Linked DNA regions of Homo sapiens: region 1 is linked to region 2. The links are chromatin loops, found by intact Hi-C in ENCODE. Cell type or tissue: IMR-90. All regions are shown on one strand. Links, peaks and the distances in the headings refer to the core of each region. The heading gives the core; the rest is flanking DNA.

Region 1 (8,329 bases), core at 50-8,049, 80 kb after region 2:
CTCTAAGAACAGGGACCCCAATTCTAGCCTTCCAGACTGAGACTCAGGAGGCCTGGCTCTTGCCCTAGTCCCACCATCTGCTGACTGTGTGACTTCATCAGGTCTAGTGACATTTTCGAGCCTCAGTATCCTCATTTGGAAGACAGAGTACTGATTGTCCTCCACAGTCTTTTGCCAGGCAAGGCGCCCTTCAGGGTGCCGGGTAAGCTGTCATCTGCTTGGTAAGAGGTCATGGTGTTGAGGTAACCAAGAGACCTGGGTGCTAGACCTGGCTGTGCTCTTTCTTTGCATGTGCCTTGGGCAACTCATTTCCCTTTCTTGGACCTTGGTTTCTTCGTCTGTGAAATGTAGGTGGTTATCCGTGGCATGTCTGTCTCGCAGCATGAGAGTCCAAGGGGACGATGGCTGTAGAAGTATTTGAGACAGACAGCCTAGCACAAGCAGGAAGGGCTGTGATGGTGACTAGCAGTAAGTAGTAGTGGTTGTAGCAGCAGCAGCCGCTTGGCCACATCCCAACTGAATAGGGAACATGCCTCCCCTGCCACAGTGTCTGAAACTCTGCAGAAAGTTTGACTGTCCATGAGCTTCCTTGAGTCGGGGGAGAACCTGCCCTGCAAGCCGGGAGGAGGCTCTTGCCCCCACTCAGCCTTTGCCTCGCATGTGGCTTTAGTTACGTTTTGTCTTCTTTGTAGGTGTTGATGTTCTAGACTCTGAAATGGCAGTGTCAGACCAGACAAGAAGCTCTCACCAGAGACAAAGTGGAAACGGAGAGCTGTTGGCGATTTAGGGGACAGCGGGGACAGGTGCACATTGCAATGTGCAGGATCATCCTGCGCAGTGAAGTCTTGTCTTGCGTGTCCCACCAAAACATGCAGTTGAAAAACTCAAGCCAGAGCTTGCTCTGTTTTAAGAAAAAGCACTTATTTTTTTAACCAGGTTTAGTATGTGCTGAATTTTCTAGGAATTTGACTACTGCATCCGTCAAAAGAAAATCATACTTAATTTTGTTTGTAACTTTACCAAGAGTTGTTTTCTGTTTCGTAAAGTCCTATCTCCAGCATCGTCACTGTGACGTTTCAGTCATCCATAGACCTCCCCTTCGTCACATCCCATTTGCAGCAGCAGCACTCCCAGTGGGTCTGTGGGTAGGTGCAAGCGTGGACCGCCTCCGTCTCCTAGTGTAGCTGGGTCTGGCCCTTTATGTGTTGTAATGCACATTTTATTATAGACTGCTTCTCTTTTCTCTCTCCTTTGCAGTACATGTAAGGCATTATATCCGAATTTAGGTAGGTAGGTTATGTAATCTATGAATTTCACTTCAGGATAATGCAAGGATCATTACAAAACATTATAATAAAAAGAGGACCATCGGGCCTGAGAGGGTTGAAGTTTTGTGAAACTCGGGCTGGTTCCTTCCTGCATTGCATCTGTGTCTTGCCTGGTTGTCGCTTAACAGTGCCATGGAGATAGCACAGTGTCTGTCTCATTTCACAGCCAGGAAAACTGAGCCCCAGAGGGAGGAAGTTTGTACTTGGCCCAAACCACTTCCTGATATGACCCAGTCAGGAAGAGAAGCCAGGATGAGAACATGCTCCTCTTCTCCTCCAGTGCCTGGAAGTGTGGTGGGAGCAGCTTGGTCTAGCAGGAAGAGTGCATGTCCTGGAGCCGGGCTACGTTGGGTCTGTGTGACCCTGAGCAAGTCACCTCCTCCATCAGCAGGTGGAATGACACCACAGGCCCGTGGCAGTTCACATGACACGAAGATGCCCGGTGCCTGGTATGTGGCCTTCAGGGCCGTGCCCCATGCTGCTCCTCTTTTTGTCCCCACATCCAGCAGTTTTCCATTAAACCACTGTAGGTCCTCTCAGAACTTACTAGAGTCATCGTGTCATCGTCTCCCATTACTCCAGGAGAGCAGGGCCCTGGTGGCACTTGAGGCAAGACCCCAAGCTGATGGCACTCGACCACATAGTGGGAGTGAATTTTAAAGAAAATCCCCCTCAAAGCCTCTGCTGGTGTAGAAGGCAGATAGTCTAGGCCGGGGTAGGGCCAGTGAGTGGGAGCCAGGGAAGGAGGCTTGGGTGTCATGAGACTGGGTTTACATTTACAGATGACAAAACCAAGACCCAGTGAGGGGGAGGATGTGTGCAGGCCACAGGACAAGTCTGAGCAGAACCATGGCCACGCCCAACGTTCCTCCACTAGCATTCCCTCATGAAAGATCACTTTTTCCAGGCCAAGGACCAGAAAAGGACCAGGCTTTAGGAAGAGGGCCGAGGTGCATGGAAAGCAGTGCTGGTGAGGAGAGGGTTGAGTAACTGGATTTTGACTGTTTCTTCGCATTTGGTTCTCACTAATGAAATCTTGTCAGACGTGCCCCTGCTGCTGGATTGGGTGGGGGTGGGACAGAAGCATGTGTGGTCAAAGGCAAGTTTATTTGCAGTTTGGGGGTTGAATGCAGTGGATTTCAAACTGGATATTTTGAGGAGTTCCAGGGGTCCACCAAGGTATACCAGGGTCCTCGCCCTGATGCAACCAGAGTAGTTCTTCATCGACTTTATACAGTGGGACTCTGAAGAAAAGAAAAAGGAAAACCCCATAGCTTAGTGGGAATCCGGGCGAATTAAAACACAGGATGAAGTGCTTGTTCTCTTTGGCTCTTGGAGCATAATGTATGTCCTTTTCCTACTTGGTTTGCGTGTAATAACATCATTGGTATATTTCAAAATATGAAGCTCCTGGTGCTGGATAATAAATGTTTTCCCAGTTTTTCAACCTCTTATGTCCTTCATTGATGCCCAGTGGCCCAGGGGCTGCACCTTCAGCACAGTGTTGAGAAAGAGCCCCGGAAAGGGACTTACAGGCAGACCTTCCCGGGAAGAGTCAGGCCCAGCTCCATGTGCTCTTTGGAGGGGAGTGGAAGGTTGTTAAACCTCATAGCTCTTGGAGGTGGGGCTGAATTTTGCTTCTTGTAAACCTCTTTCCATTGGAAATTACCTCTTTCTCCCCTAAAGAGAAGGAAGTACTGGACTGTCTTCATCTCCCTGGCTGCCGAGGCCATTTGACACCTTGTGCCACCTGAGAGAAAGCAGGCCCAGCATGGCCCTGCCTGAGGGGAACAGGACGGCAAGCCCCTGGCCTCCTGCCTGCTCCCAGCTGCCCTCTGGCGGCCACTTTCTGAAAGCCGGATATGTCTCTTTGCTGACCCACCCCTGTTCTCACCCCAGGGCTCCAGATGTTGTATCAGGCAGGGCCTTTGTACGCCTCCATGCCAACAGCTACCCAAGTCGCACCGTCAGTCACACTCTTACTCAGGCTCTCCTGTGCCCCTGGCCCTTCTTCCCCTCTCACTTTTCCCCACACTTCTAAAATCTCACTCGTCCTGTCAGAATGTGGCTCCACAGATGGAGCCTTTCCCAGCCGCCCCGCTCCCTGTGACTTTGCACTCCCTCCTGCACTCCCACGGGGCTTTATTTTTGCCTCTGTCCTAACAGTCAGCTGCCACTTGGCCTGTCCTGCTATTCCCACTGCATGAATCTAGTCAGGTTGGAAATTCAGAAAGTGGCCTCTTTGTCTCTGGACCCCAAAAACCCACACATCGTCTGCCTTATAAGCTCTCAGTATATCCATCCCTGGCTGCAGGAACACACCAGGACCCAGAGGCTGCCGTGCCTGGAGCCCTGTCTCCTGACTCAGCCCAGGCCCCAGCTCAGCATCGAGGTCCTGTGGGACCATGTCCAGCAGTGAAGGCTGTGCATTGGCCTGAGCCCCTGGTCCCTCTGACTCACTGGCTCCCATTTTCACCACCTGCACTGCATATTCTCACCGTCTCTCCCCTGACACTCTCTCCCCTGAAGTGTTGTAATGGGGTTGTAACCCATCCACCTTCTCTTGTCCTTCTTCAGTCTGTCCTCCCTGGGCTGCGTCTAAAGGGGCCCCGCCCCTGCCCTCATGCATGTTCTCTCCATACTCCTGGTCACCTTCTGCTCATCCTTTGCCCTGCTGTTGTGAAGCCTTCCCAGTGCCCCAGAAGACCTCAGGCACCCCTTCCCAGTCCTCGCACACTGTTGGTGTCCCATTTGTTTGGACCCTGGGTTTGTTTGTCTAGACTGTGAGCTCCTCGAGGGCAGGTGTCTGTTTCTGTGTCTCGGGAGCCCTGAAGAGAGACTGACACATCAGAGGTGTCTGGTGACTGAACAAGCTCCCAGCTTGCGCCCATGTCATATTGTGTGCCTCTCATAGCCTGGCACTTCCTGCCATTGCATCCTTCTCTGCAGACTAAGATGGAGTTCCTGAACCAAGACCGCTTGCTGGCCAACCTGTGAAACTGGGCTCAAGGTGAGGGGTGCTATCTGTGATTGAGGGACATGGTTAATGGAATTGTCTCACACAGAAATCGCACCCGTCACCTTGGCCTACTTATCACCACCCCAAACAGAGGAACACGCCTTCTCCAGCCACAGCCTATGGAAGGGCCTTCAGCTGCTGTGGCCCCGAGGTGTGCATACTGTGGAAGGAACTTCGGACGTGAACTCGGATCTGGTTCCAGTACCAGCTGTGCCAGGAGTGTGCCCTTGGGCATGTCACTGACCTAAGACTCAGTTTCGCCATCTGTGAAATGGCTGAATCAGACTCACCTCACAGGGTTGTTGTGAGGGTACCATGAGATGATGTTTGTAAACATTCTTTGTCACCTCTAAATTACTATAACAGTTTGAAGTTACTCTTTTTAAAAAAATTATTTGCAAAGGTAACTAACAATATCAGCCGTGCACAGTGGCTCATGCCTGTAATCCCAGCACTTTAGGAGGTCAGGGGATCACTTCAGTGTGAGAGTTCGAGACCTGCCTGGTCAACATAGCAAGACCCTTGTCTCTACAAAAGCATTAAAAATTAGCTAAGTGTGATGGCGTGTGCCTGTGGTCCCAGCTACTCAGGAGGCTGGGGTAGCAGAATTGCTTGAGCCCTGGAGTCTGAGGCTGCAGTGAGCCATGGTTACACCACTGCACTTCAGCCTGGGCAACAGAGCAAGACGCTGTCTCAGGAAAAAAAAAAAAAGGTAACTAACAATATCAACTCCTGTGTGGTGCCAGCAGCCATCACGTTGGGACACAGAGGGAAGCCAGGCTTCTTGGATCCTGATGGTCAGAGAACACTTTCTGAGGGAAGCGGGGCTTGAACCTGGGCCCTGCAGGGCTGGGGGTGAATGGGGGGATCTGATGAGGAGGAGGACGGCGGCACCAGCAGATCTTGGTGGTTTGGAAGTTCAAATCAAGATCTGAGAAGAGGCTCTGTCTGACCCTGGGGGTCTCCCTCGGCACATTGGTAGTACTGTGCATGCCTCACGGGTGCCCCTAATTTCAGAGCATCCCACCTGCATCCTGCTGCTGCCATTGTCCTCCTCAAAAGAGCTGCTGGCTTATTGCAGTTTACATCCTAGAGAAGAGAGGTCTCCTCCTTCCACCAGTCCCAGGATTATCTCCCTAACGCTAATGGCGAGATTCCTTTGGAGTTTTAGTCTTCTGTAGATACAGCCCAGGCGCCATGTGCCCAGTCAGGGTTTGAGATAGGTGGTGGTTCATTCCCCAGCCTTGCCTCACCAGCACCTTCCTGACGCCTCCTGGTAGGGCTCAGGAAGCAGCCAGCTGAGGTGTGCCTGCCATGGTCAGCACAGTGGTTGACAGAAGTGGCACAGATTGTGGGGGCAGGTGACAGGGTACCATGCCCTAGCTCCAGGCACCCGCTCCACCCTGTCACATGGAGCAGCTGTGAAACCTTGAGCAAGCCATTTCACCATTCTAAGCCTTAGTGTCCTCATTTTTTTTTTTTTTTTTTTTTTTTTGTGATAGAGTCTAGCTCTTGTTGCCCAGGCCGGAGTGCAGTGGTGCAAACTCAGCTCACTGCAACCTCTGCCTCCCAGGTTCAAGCGATTCTCCTGCCTCAGCCTCCCAAGTAGCTGGGACTACAGGCATGCGCCACCACGCCCGGCTAATTTTTGTATTTTTAGTAGAGACAGGGTTTCACCATGTTGGCCAGGCTGGTCTTGAACTCCTGACCTCTGGTGATCCACCCACCTCGGCCTCCCAAAGTGCTGGGATTACAGGTGTGAGCCACCGTGCCCGGCCAGTTTCCTTGTCTTTAAAATGGGTGTGACAACCACCTCACAGAGTTGTCATGAGGCTCAAATGATAAAATAGATGGGACTGTGATTTGTAAGCATATGGCACAGTGAATGCAAGTTGTTCCTGGAGTGCCCAATCCCTAGATACTGGGATCTCACCCCTCAGTCGTAGCCAGAGTCATTTCATTCTGGTGTGCCACCACCCAGAGCTAAGCCGTATACTCCTTACAGAAAGGAACAAACCCCTTCCTGGATGCTCTTGTGCCTGGATCTTGGCTCCCTGAGATTGCAGGGAGATAGCAGGAATTACTTTCTCCATTTTAAGAAGGAAGAAACAAAGGCTCACAGTGCTAAGAAACTTGCCCCAGGCCACTCTGGTGAATGCAGAGCTTAAGGCCCAGAGCCCAGATGTTCTGATTTCCAGTCCAGGTCTCTGCCCAGTGGACCAGACTGCCTCTCAAAAGACCCTGCTCAGCTGGCAGCCCCCCAGCTTTCTAAACTATAACCCGGCTTGGTCAGAGGTTGATTATTATAAACACTTAACCTGCCCCATCTTTCTAGCCACATACCCACATCTTCGAAAGTGAGGGAAGAATTCATTCACAGCTGTTTTCTTTTTTCCTCGCGTAGCGTGTATCATTTCTTTCCTAAGGAAGGAGTTTTACAAGTAGCCTCCTGCCAGCTTCAGCTCATATAGGATAAAAGCCAGCTCAAATATTTTGGTAGATAACTCCGGAGACTCAGAAAGCCAACTGCTGAACTTGAGATACAGTTTCCAGTTTGAGAGTGGACAGGCTGCGAGTGTTTGAGGCCCTGCCCCCTGCCTATCTGCTGCCTGCCCTCTCTCATCCAGGTGTCCATGCAGCAGGGGGTTTCACAGCAGCCACTGTCTGACTGGCTTGCTCCTGCATTTAGCCCACTCTGATCCATTCCCCGCAAAGCAAGCAGACTGCATTTCACCTCTCAGTCAGGTCTCAGTCCTTGCCCAGAACTCTCTAGGATTTTAGGCTTAACTCAGAATATAGTCCACATCCTTACCAAGGCCTGCTTAGCCCGGCATGCTGTGGCCCTGGCTGTCTTTCTGAACTCACTTCCTCCCTACTCTCTACCTCTCCTCCTTCATCCCAGTTACGCCATGCCCCAGATGTGCCAAGCATGCTCCTAAAGTCAGGGCCTCTACACCCAAGGCCCCTTGTGCCCAGAATGTTTTCTCCCCAAAACCTCAGGGCTCCTTCCCTCACTTCTTCCGGGTGTCTGCTTATACCACGTAATCGCAGAGTTTGTCTTAAGAACGACCCACACACATTCCTTTAATTCTCATTCTCTGCTGTGTTTTTCTTCCTACATGTTGTGTCTTTATTTGTTGCCTGTCTCTCCTCTCTAGATTGTAAGTTCCAGGGGAGCAGTTTGTATCCACAGCTATGACCCCATCTGTGAATTACTGAGCACCTATTCTGGGCCATGCACCAGAACACAAAGATGAATAAGACTTGGTCCCTGTGTTCACAGAGCTCACAGCCAGGTGGAGAGAGAGCCTTGTCAATACAGTGTATGTTATGCTATGATGCAGAGAACACAGGGCTTCTTGCAGGGGAGGCTGTGGTGAAGGGGAGAGCTACTGGGAGAGCCCTGGGGGCGGGCATGCCTGATCTGAGTCTTAAAGGGGATGGACAGACGTTCACCAGTTAGAAGAGTAGCCCAAAAAGAAGCAAAATAGGCAACGGCACAGAGGCATGTGAACCTAGTGCTGCCATCTTGGATGCATGCGGGAGAAGAGAAAGGGGAGGCTGAGGAACAAGCAGAACCAGGCCTAGAAGGGCAGGCTTTGAGCGTAACATCCCAGGCTTAGCCTCATGCCTGGAGCTGCGAGGAAGGTCAAAGAGCAAGTGAGAGCCAGGACTCAGATTTAACTCTTAAGTGGCTTCAAGTCTATATGCTCAGAACGGTGCCCGGCAGGTAGTGAGCACTCAGCGGTGGGTGTTGCTCTCATCATCTTCCTCATGCTTCCTCTCTAGCCCCTCAGGTGCGGAAATTAAGTCCCAGTGAAAGGAAGTGAGTAGCTGGCCCAGGGTCAAAGGCCCACTAGAATCAGTCTGCTCATCGTGTGGGGGAAGGATTTGGGCTAGGAGGAGGGAAATCAAGGAAGGAATGAGGTGCCAAGCTTCAGATGCCCCCACAAGGCAGCAAGTGTGAGGGGTGGAGGGGGGA
Region 2 (8,329 bases), core at 207-8,206:
AGCATCTGAATTGCTGCAGTAGCATTGTAACTGCCCTCCAAGCTTTCTGCCCTGTTCTCTAGTCTCAATTTTTCACCCATTTTCCTTTTTAAGATAAGAAGTCAAATCATGTCACTCCTGTTCTCAAACCACCCACCTCCCCTCCCAGTAACTTCCCACTTCACTGAGAGTGAGAGCACAAGCTCCTTTAATGGCTTACCAGGCCTGCTCAGCCTGGCCCTCTTATCAGATTCCATCTCTAACAGCACCCTGTCTCCTCCACACCACTCTAGCCTTACCAGCTTGTGCTGTTCCTTGAACACACCAGGCTGCCTCCTCCTTGAGGCCTGTGCACTGACAGTCTCTGCCTGGATTGCTCTGCCCCCAGGTGGCCACGTGGCTTATGCCCTGGTCTCTTCCAGGTCTCTACTCAGATGTTACCCTGACCTGTCTTTTTAATATCCCTCTCCCCACAATGGGCACTCCCTTTCTTTTTACTCTGCTTTATTTTTTGCCAGATCACATATCACCATCTATATACTGTAGCTTTAAATTTTATATTTGTTATTGTTTACCTCCCTTAGCAGAACCTAAGTGCCACAAGGATAGGTTTTTAAAAATACACAGTTGGCGGGGCGTGGTGGCTCACGCCTGTAACCCCAGCACTTTGGGAGGCAGAGGCGGGTGGGTTACCTGAGGTCAAGAGTTCAAGACCAGCCTGACCAACATGGAGAAACCCCTACTAAAATACAAAATACAAAAATACAAAATTAGCCAGGCATAGTGGCGCATGCCTGTAATCCTAGCTACTCGGGAGGCTGAGGCAGGAGAATCGCTTGAACCTGGGATGCAGAGGTTACGGTGAGCCGAGATCGGGCCACTGCATTTCAGCCTGAGCAATAACAGTGACACTCTGTCTCCAAAAACAAACAAACAAACAAAACACAGCTGTGGTGGGGCACAGTGGCTCACGCTTGTAATCCTAGCATTTTGGGAGGCTGAGGCGGATAGATTGCTTGAGCCCAGGAGCCCCAGATCAGCCTGGGTAACATGGCGAAACCCCACGTCTACAAAAAGTACAAAAATTAGCCGGGCATGGTGACACATGCCTGTGGTCCCAGCTGCTTGGGAGGCTGAGGTGAGAGGATCATCTGAGCTCAGGAAGTCAAGGCTGCAGTGAGCCAAGATCATGCCACTGCACTCCAGTGTCTCAGGAAAAAAAAAAACAAAAAAAAAACACAACACTGTTGTGTCCATAGTGCCTTGCATACAGTAGGTATCTAATAAATATTTGTTAAATGAATGAAAGAAATGAGAACAGACACTCAGAGAGGTTAAGTAATTTGCTTAAAGTCACCCAGCTGTTAAGGGAATCAGTCAGTTTCAGTTCAGTCCCTCTTTCCCAGATACTATGTGCCTGAAATGCCATCCTATAAATTGACCCTGTGTCTTAACCATCAGCCCAACCTTTCAGTCTTTCCTGTGGGCTCAGAGCTTGTCGTGGTGCCTGGCACGTGCTCCACAGATGTAGGAAAAGTAGGGAACTTCTAGAAAAGGAGCAGAGGGCTTGGGGTAGAATGACCTACCCTCCTCCCAGTTCCCACGGCTCTTCCATCCCATCTCTGTGTAGTGCTTACTACTGTGTAGTTGTATGATTATTAGTTTCTCTCACATCTTCTTCTCTACCAAAGCATGAGCTCCTTGAGGTCAGAGAGAAGGTCGTCATCTTGTATCCCTACCAACTACTGCTGACAGCATACTCTCAGCTCTGGGACGTATTATTAAATGTCTGATAATGAAAATACTTTGAATTAAGTAAGTCACAGTCCCTAACTGTGGGAGCTATGATCCCTCTCTGTCTTGGATCCCCGGGGCCTGTTGGAATCTACAACCATGTGGATCTTTGATAGATGATGGTGGGAGCACTGGTTGGTGGAAGAATGCAGAGGGCAGACAGACCAGGGAGAGAGAATAGAGCAGGTAAGACAGGGATGGACAGACCTCATTGACTTGACAGTTTCACCTGGTGTCCATCTGACAAGCCAAAAGCAAGGTGTTATTTGGGGAAACAAATTATTTATTTATAAAAATTTTAATTATTATAGATACTAAGTATACCTATTTATGGGGTACATGTGATATTTTGATACAAGCATACAGTGTACAATGTGTAATGATCAAATCAGGGTAACTGGAATGCCCATCTCAAGCGTTTATCATTTCTTTGTGTTAGGAAAATTCCAATTACACTTTTTTAGTTATTTTGAAATGTACAATAAATTACTGTTAACTCTTGTTGCCCTATTGTACTACTGAACACTAAATCTTATTCCTTCTATCAAACTGTATTTCTGTACCCACTAATTATCCCTCTTTATTACCCTCTCCCCGTTACCCTTCCCACCTCTGATAACCATCATTCTACTCTCTATCTCCATGACTTCAATTTTTTTTTAGCTCCCATATATTAGTGAGAATATGTAGTATTCGTCTCTCTCGTGCCTGCCTCATTTCACTTAACGTAATGTCCTCCAGTTTCATCTAGGTTGCTGCAAATGACAGAATTTCATTTTTTCTTATGGCTGAATAATATTCTACTGTATATTTATACCACTTTTTTTTTAATCCATTCATCTGTTGTTGGACGCTTAGGTTGATTTGTATCTTTTTTTTGTTTAGACAGAGTCTTGCTCTGTTGCCCAGGCTGGAGTGCAGTGGCATGATCTCAGCTCACTGCAACCTCCACCTCCCAGGTTCATGCAGTTCTCGTGCCTCAGCCTCCCAAGTAGCTGGGATTACAGGCATGCGCCACTATGCCCAGCTAATTTTTGTATTTTTAGTAGAGGCAGGGTTCCCACATGTTGGCCAGGCTGGTCTCAAACTCCTGACCTCAAGTGATCCACCCTCATTGGCCTCCCAAAGTACTGGGATTACAGGCATGAGCCACCGCACCCAGACTCAATTCCTATCTGGACCGTTGTGACTAATGCTGCAGTAAGCTTGGGAGTAAAATCAGTCTCTTCAGTATACCAATTTCCTTTCTTTTGGATATATATTTGACAGTGAGATTTCTGGATCATATGGTAGTTCTACTTTTAGTTGTTTTTTTGTTTGTTTGTTTTTTTTTTTTTTTTTGAGGAACCTCCAAACTGTTTTGGAGTGTCCACAGTGGCTGTACTAATTTATATTCTCACCAGCAGTGTACAAGGGCCCCCCTTTCTCCACATCCTTGCCAGAGTCACTTATTGGCTGTCTTTTTGATAAAACTGTGTGAGATGCTGTTGTGGTTTTGATTTGCCTTTCCCAGATGATTAGTGATGTTGAGCATTTTTTCACATACCTCTTGGCCATTTATATGTCTTTTGAGAAATGTCTATTCAGATCTTTTGCCCATTTTTAAATCAGAATATATGTTTTCTTTGTATTGAGTTGTTTGAGTCCTTTATGCACTGGGAAGCAGATAATTTAGTTGTTAGGATGGCAAAGCAGATATACTTAAAAATAACAATCTATCGGCCGGGCGCGGTGGCTCACGCCTGTAATCCCAGCACTTTGGGAGGCTGAGGCGGGTGGATCATGAGGTCAAGAGATCAGCGCCATCCTGGTCAACATGGTGAAACCCCGTCTCTACTAAAAATACAAAAATCAGCGAGGCATGGTGACACGCACCTGTAGTCCCAGCTACTCGGGAGGCTGACGCAGGAGAATTGCTTGAACCCAGGAGGCGCAGGTTGCAGTGAGCCAAGTTCACGCCACTGCACTCCAGCCTGGCAACAGAGCGAGATTCCATCTCAAAAAAAATCTATTCTTCATTATTAAATAAGCGTGCAGTTGTTGAGTTTTACTCAAAGTGAGGCAGTGTTGTAGATCTAGAGTCCCAATATCTGGCTCCATTTCCTACAAAAGAAATGTAAGCTATGACTGTCACTTTATTTCTCTAGGCCTTAGTTACCTCACATATAGCAAAAGGACTATTTTGAGGATAATGTATAGGAAAGAAGTGTATAAATTATAAAACATTGCTGTATTGTTTGTATATTTTACATTTTGTAATCAGTGAAAGTTTAATCAGTTAATGTTTAACAGATTCAAATGCCGTGTTTTAAAACAGTTTCTGTTATCTCCCATTCCTCTTTGCTTAGTGTAATAGTAGTTGCTTATGCTAATAACAAAAGAAAACAAAGAGGAAGAATTTAGCTGGGCTTCCCAGAGGAGTGAGTCCTGGAACAGAATACCAACTTGGGTCTCTATGTCTCCTGCTGACTACTTAGGGTAGTTGCAAACATATCCTCAACTATGTTGGTTCTGAAAAGTCAGGCAATGGGTCATTTTGGAGGTAGGGATGTGGGAGGGCCCTTTTGATACTAGGATAACCATTCATTGAACAAATACTTCCAGAACATCTACTCAATATAAGCCACAGTAGAAAATGTAAATATGTGTAATCCTTAGTCCTGCCTCCAGGAACACTGTCCTCAAGAGGTGTGGAACAGACAGACCAAAAGCATGGAGTAGCAGGTAGCAAAGATAATACTAACATAGGAGATTGGGATAGATTCCATAGGGATACAGATAACGTGCTGTGGCCGGGAGGTGGACACAGTTTTGCTGTATAAAAGTTAAAAGAGATTTTCAGGAGGAAGCATCTGTGGGAGTGAGCCTTGGAGGGTATAGGATTGGGGTGGATGAAAATCAAGACAAGGGCTGTTAGTAGGTGTGCGGGAGCTGAGGTATAGGAACAGGGGGACAGTGTGCTCTTAGCCATGCTTTAGCTGATTGAGGGGAGAGTTTTTGCTGTCTTCTCAGGGTATAACCCAGGTCCATTTTGTCCTTTCCCTGTGACTGGTGACTTCTCTGCCCTGAAGTTGGCTACTCTGCAGAGATAAACATTTTCACCTCTGGGGAATAAGTAGTAGTGATGGGAAATCCTACTAGGTGTTTTGCCATGCTGCTAGCACCTTGACTTTTCTTATCACCTTGAGCAATTACTTAAGTTCTCTGTGCCTTGGTTGCCTTACCTGTAAAATGGGACTATTACCAATCTCTGACAGTTACTATGCTAATTAAATGAGATTACCTTTTTTTTTTTTTTTGAGGTGGAGTTTCGTTCTTGTTGCCCAGGCTGGGGTACAGTGGCGCAATCTCAGCTCACTGCAACCTCCGCCTCCTGGGTTCAGTAATTCACCTACCGCAGCCTCCCAAGTAGCTGGGATTACAGACATGTGCCACCACGCCCGGCTATTTTTTTTTTTCTTTTGTATTTTTAGTAGAGATAGAGTTTCTCCATGTTGGTCAGCCTGCTCTCAAACTCCCGACCTCAGGTGATCCGCCTGCCTCAGCCTCCCAAAGGGTTGGGATTATAGGCGTGAGCCACCGCGCCCGGCCGAGATTACCTCTATAAAGCATTTAGATACTCAATAAATTAATTCTTTTAATTTACTGTAAGCAGCAAAGCATTTTATAGACACTTATCCTGGATTAGAAATTGCATGGGAGCCAGGAAAAAGGCTGATACATTCTCCAGCTAGAGTACTTCTAGTCTTCCCCTCTCCCTGAGCGTTCAGACTCAGAATGCCAGAAATCAGTCCTTGGAAGATAATCATGTTTGCTACTGAAATGTTTATGACACAGTGAACGAAACATGGTGTGACTAATCAGCTGAGAGCTTGGATCTTGGCTTGGTTTGCATGCAAATTCCCTGGTCTGAGAGATTAATAAGTTCCTTGCAGTTGACAAACTGGGACTACAGTGTTTTCTGGCTAACTGTGATAATACAACCAGAGCCCACCACCAAGTGACCCCTGGTTCTCTGAGTCTGCAGTGCTTCTGTACTCAGGCCACAGCCCATTGCATTATTCATTGTTGTACGTTTCTCCGTGTCCTATTTCATTATCCTTGGAGCCTAGTGTGATCAGTAAGTGTCTGTTGAACTAACTAGGACTACACGGGACAACTATGACGTATGAGGTCTCTTCCGTGTAGGGAAGAGTGAATTACAAGTGAGAACTCAGTGAAGAGCACCCTTCCAACAATTGTAGCTATGATGTGATACATTCTGGGGTGGTTCTCCTGGACAGCAAGAGAATCAACTAAAGAGCTTTCAAGAGTGACTTTCAACTTGGGAAATCTATGTAATGTTTCTCAACTGGGAAGGCCCATTGCAATCTAAAGACAGGTGCCCAGGCCACTCCTCAAACCTCTTAAGTCCAAATATGTGCAGGTGAAACCCAGACATGTGCACTGTTTAAAGTTCCACTGATGATTCTGATGTACACACCTCGTTGGAGTTCACGGGAAGAACCTGAGCTTGGGAACCTGGAAACCCTAGGTTCTAATGATGCTGCGTTAGTTTATGTAAGTCACATAACTTCATTGGGATAAAATAGGAATAATATTTTATTTGCAGAGATGTTCAGAGAGGAGAATGGCCATGTGTGAGCTTTCATAATCAAGAGCACTGGAAAATGAAAAGTGCTATAACATGCTTTTGAATTCCACTGGCACCTCTGAAGGCAGATTGAACCTAGATGTGTTAGAAGTGTGGCTTGTACAGACTACAATGTTTGATCTAGAACTTATGCTGGTTCGTGGTCTTTCCTGGGTTTGATACTCAGTGACTAGTCACTGGGCTCTTCAGGGCATTTCGTAATAATTTACAGACATGAAGAATTCTTTTCACTCCAGTCAGCCAGTTCAGATCCTTCCAGATGCCAGGGTTGACTCACACTGCATTCTTTGTGACTACTCTGCCCCCCATCTTCATCAGCACGAGTGCTAGAAGAGAGAAAAGACGATTTACTTTCACTTGTTGTGTGGCCCTGGGAGAAACAGGAACACTTGGAGCTCTTTCCTTTTTGAAAATCAACTCTGGGTCCCATGTGCACAGACTGCATACCAGAGACACCAAGGAAGAGAACCAGGAGCAAGGAAGATGAGCGCCCCCTCGCAGGGCTCCCCTGCCTAGTTTTTCGGAAGTTACCACTCTTATTCATTTTTCACTGTATCTGCTAGATCAGACAACTGTGTATCAAGTCAAGATAGAGGCTTCCTAAGAGAGGTGATAAAAGAGATGGATAAAAGTGGTGGTTGGATGTATTTTTATGAGCAGGGCAATGAAACATTCTGTGATTTAAGAAGTGCACTCAGTGATGAAATTCCTTTTCCTGGAGAGAGGATGCATGCAAATCAAATGTACCTTGGAGCACTTCCAAAGCCACAGAATGAAGATTGTGTACTTTTATTCTCCACCTTTTTGGGGAGTGAAGGAATAGAGATTCCTAAGGAAGAGAAGGTTGACACGTTTTGCTACAGTTGATAAAATTCTTGTTTGTTGTCCTGGGCTGCTTGGTTGGGGCATTCATGATTATCAGATCCCTGGTATGAACAAAATACTAATCAATTCATCCCTACCCATGACCGAATGCTTAAACACAGCTTGCTTCATAGAAAGGTGGGATGAGAGGATGGTATCCCAGTACTTTGTGGATATAAAATTCTGTCCATTGCCAGGACGGCTTTTCATTGTTTTCTACAGGTGGAGCCCTCCATGGTCTGGCTGCGGTCTCTTGAAGCTTGGCTCCTTCCGCTCCAAAAAAATGATTTAGTCTGGATCTGCACTCACCACTTTGCTTCCCCATTTCCAAACCTTTTTTTCTTTCCATGAAATCCTCTAAAACCCAGCCCTGTGCATGCAGTATTTCTTCAGGAAGCCTTTTCTGACCTCTACAGCCCACAAAATTTCTCTTTTTTCTGAACTCTCCTATAACACTTAAGGTATATAATAAACAATCTGATATTTAATTTCCTCTATCTTATCCTCTTAACTAGATTGAGGGTTACTTGAAGGCATCTGTCACAGTTGAGCAGAGCTGGACACATGTTGGCTTCTCAGCACTCTTTGTTTATTCATTTTTATTACCTTTTTTTTTTTAACCTCCTGCATTATCCTTGTCATGTCACAGGCCCTAGAAGAGGAAATGGCAGTAAAGAGGACAGTTGCTGCCTTTTTGATGTCTGTTCATTTCTAAGCATGAAGGCTTTTGGGGATTTTGATGGAAGTGCTGAATCCAGTGAGCAACATCTGTTTGTGGATGGGAAAGATCAGCCGGAAAGACTAAAAGGGCCGAATGGTAGATTTTCAAAGCTGTAGGGATTGACAAAAGGGTTTGAGTTAGTAAAAACCCATGTGAAGTTTTAAAAGTCCTTACATATATAAATTAAGCACTTCTGATTCTTCTAGATTCCTATACAAACAAGGTAACACACTTTCAAATGTGCCTGCTGTACTGTGGGCACTTTTGTTATCACATCTAATTTTCACAGTAATCCTATGAACACCAGTCAAAAGCAG

Evidence for each region. Peaks named below come from ENCODE experiments on the same cell type or tissue, not always from the same donor. Only the 100,000 strongest peaks of a DNase experiment are listed, where the experiment ranks them.
Region 1: a loop joins it to region 2, with 3 times the contacts of the local background. A loop is called at or near these places in 11 of 110 quality-filtered maps.

What each region holds. Positions count from the first base shown.
Region 1 is chr14:100,105,332-100,113,660 of GRCh38, forward strand. The region is part of intron 3 of EVL (Enah/Vasp-like); the gene reads left to right. It overlaps MIR151B (microRNA 151b), which reads right to left and starts at 4,183; the gene lies at 4,088-4,183. It overlaps MIR342 (microRNA 342), which reads left to right and starts at 4,324; the gene lies at 4,324-4,422. In IMR-90, for the core only: a CTCF peak has its summit at 3,170 (motif pointing left); DNase peaks (open chromatin) are centred at 3,160 and 3,740.
Region 2 is chr14:100,025,038-100,033,366 of GRCh38, forward strand. It overlaps LOC124903379 (a long non-coding RNA gene), which reads right to left. Exons shown (of 2, transcript XR_007064329.1): 2 at 6,358-8,329. It also overlaps a transcript of EVL not described here. Among named protein-coding and RNA genes, the nearest start is that of EVL, 36 kb to the right of the region's middle. In IMR-90, for the core only: CTCF peaks have their summits at 362 (motif pointing left), 4,443 and 6,925; DNase peaks (open chromatin) are centred at 4,194, 5,624, 6,674 and 7,164; H3K4me3 peaks cover 548 bases; H3K27ac peaks cover 4,024 bases.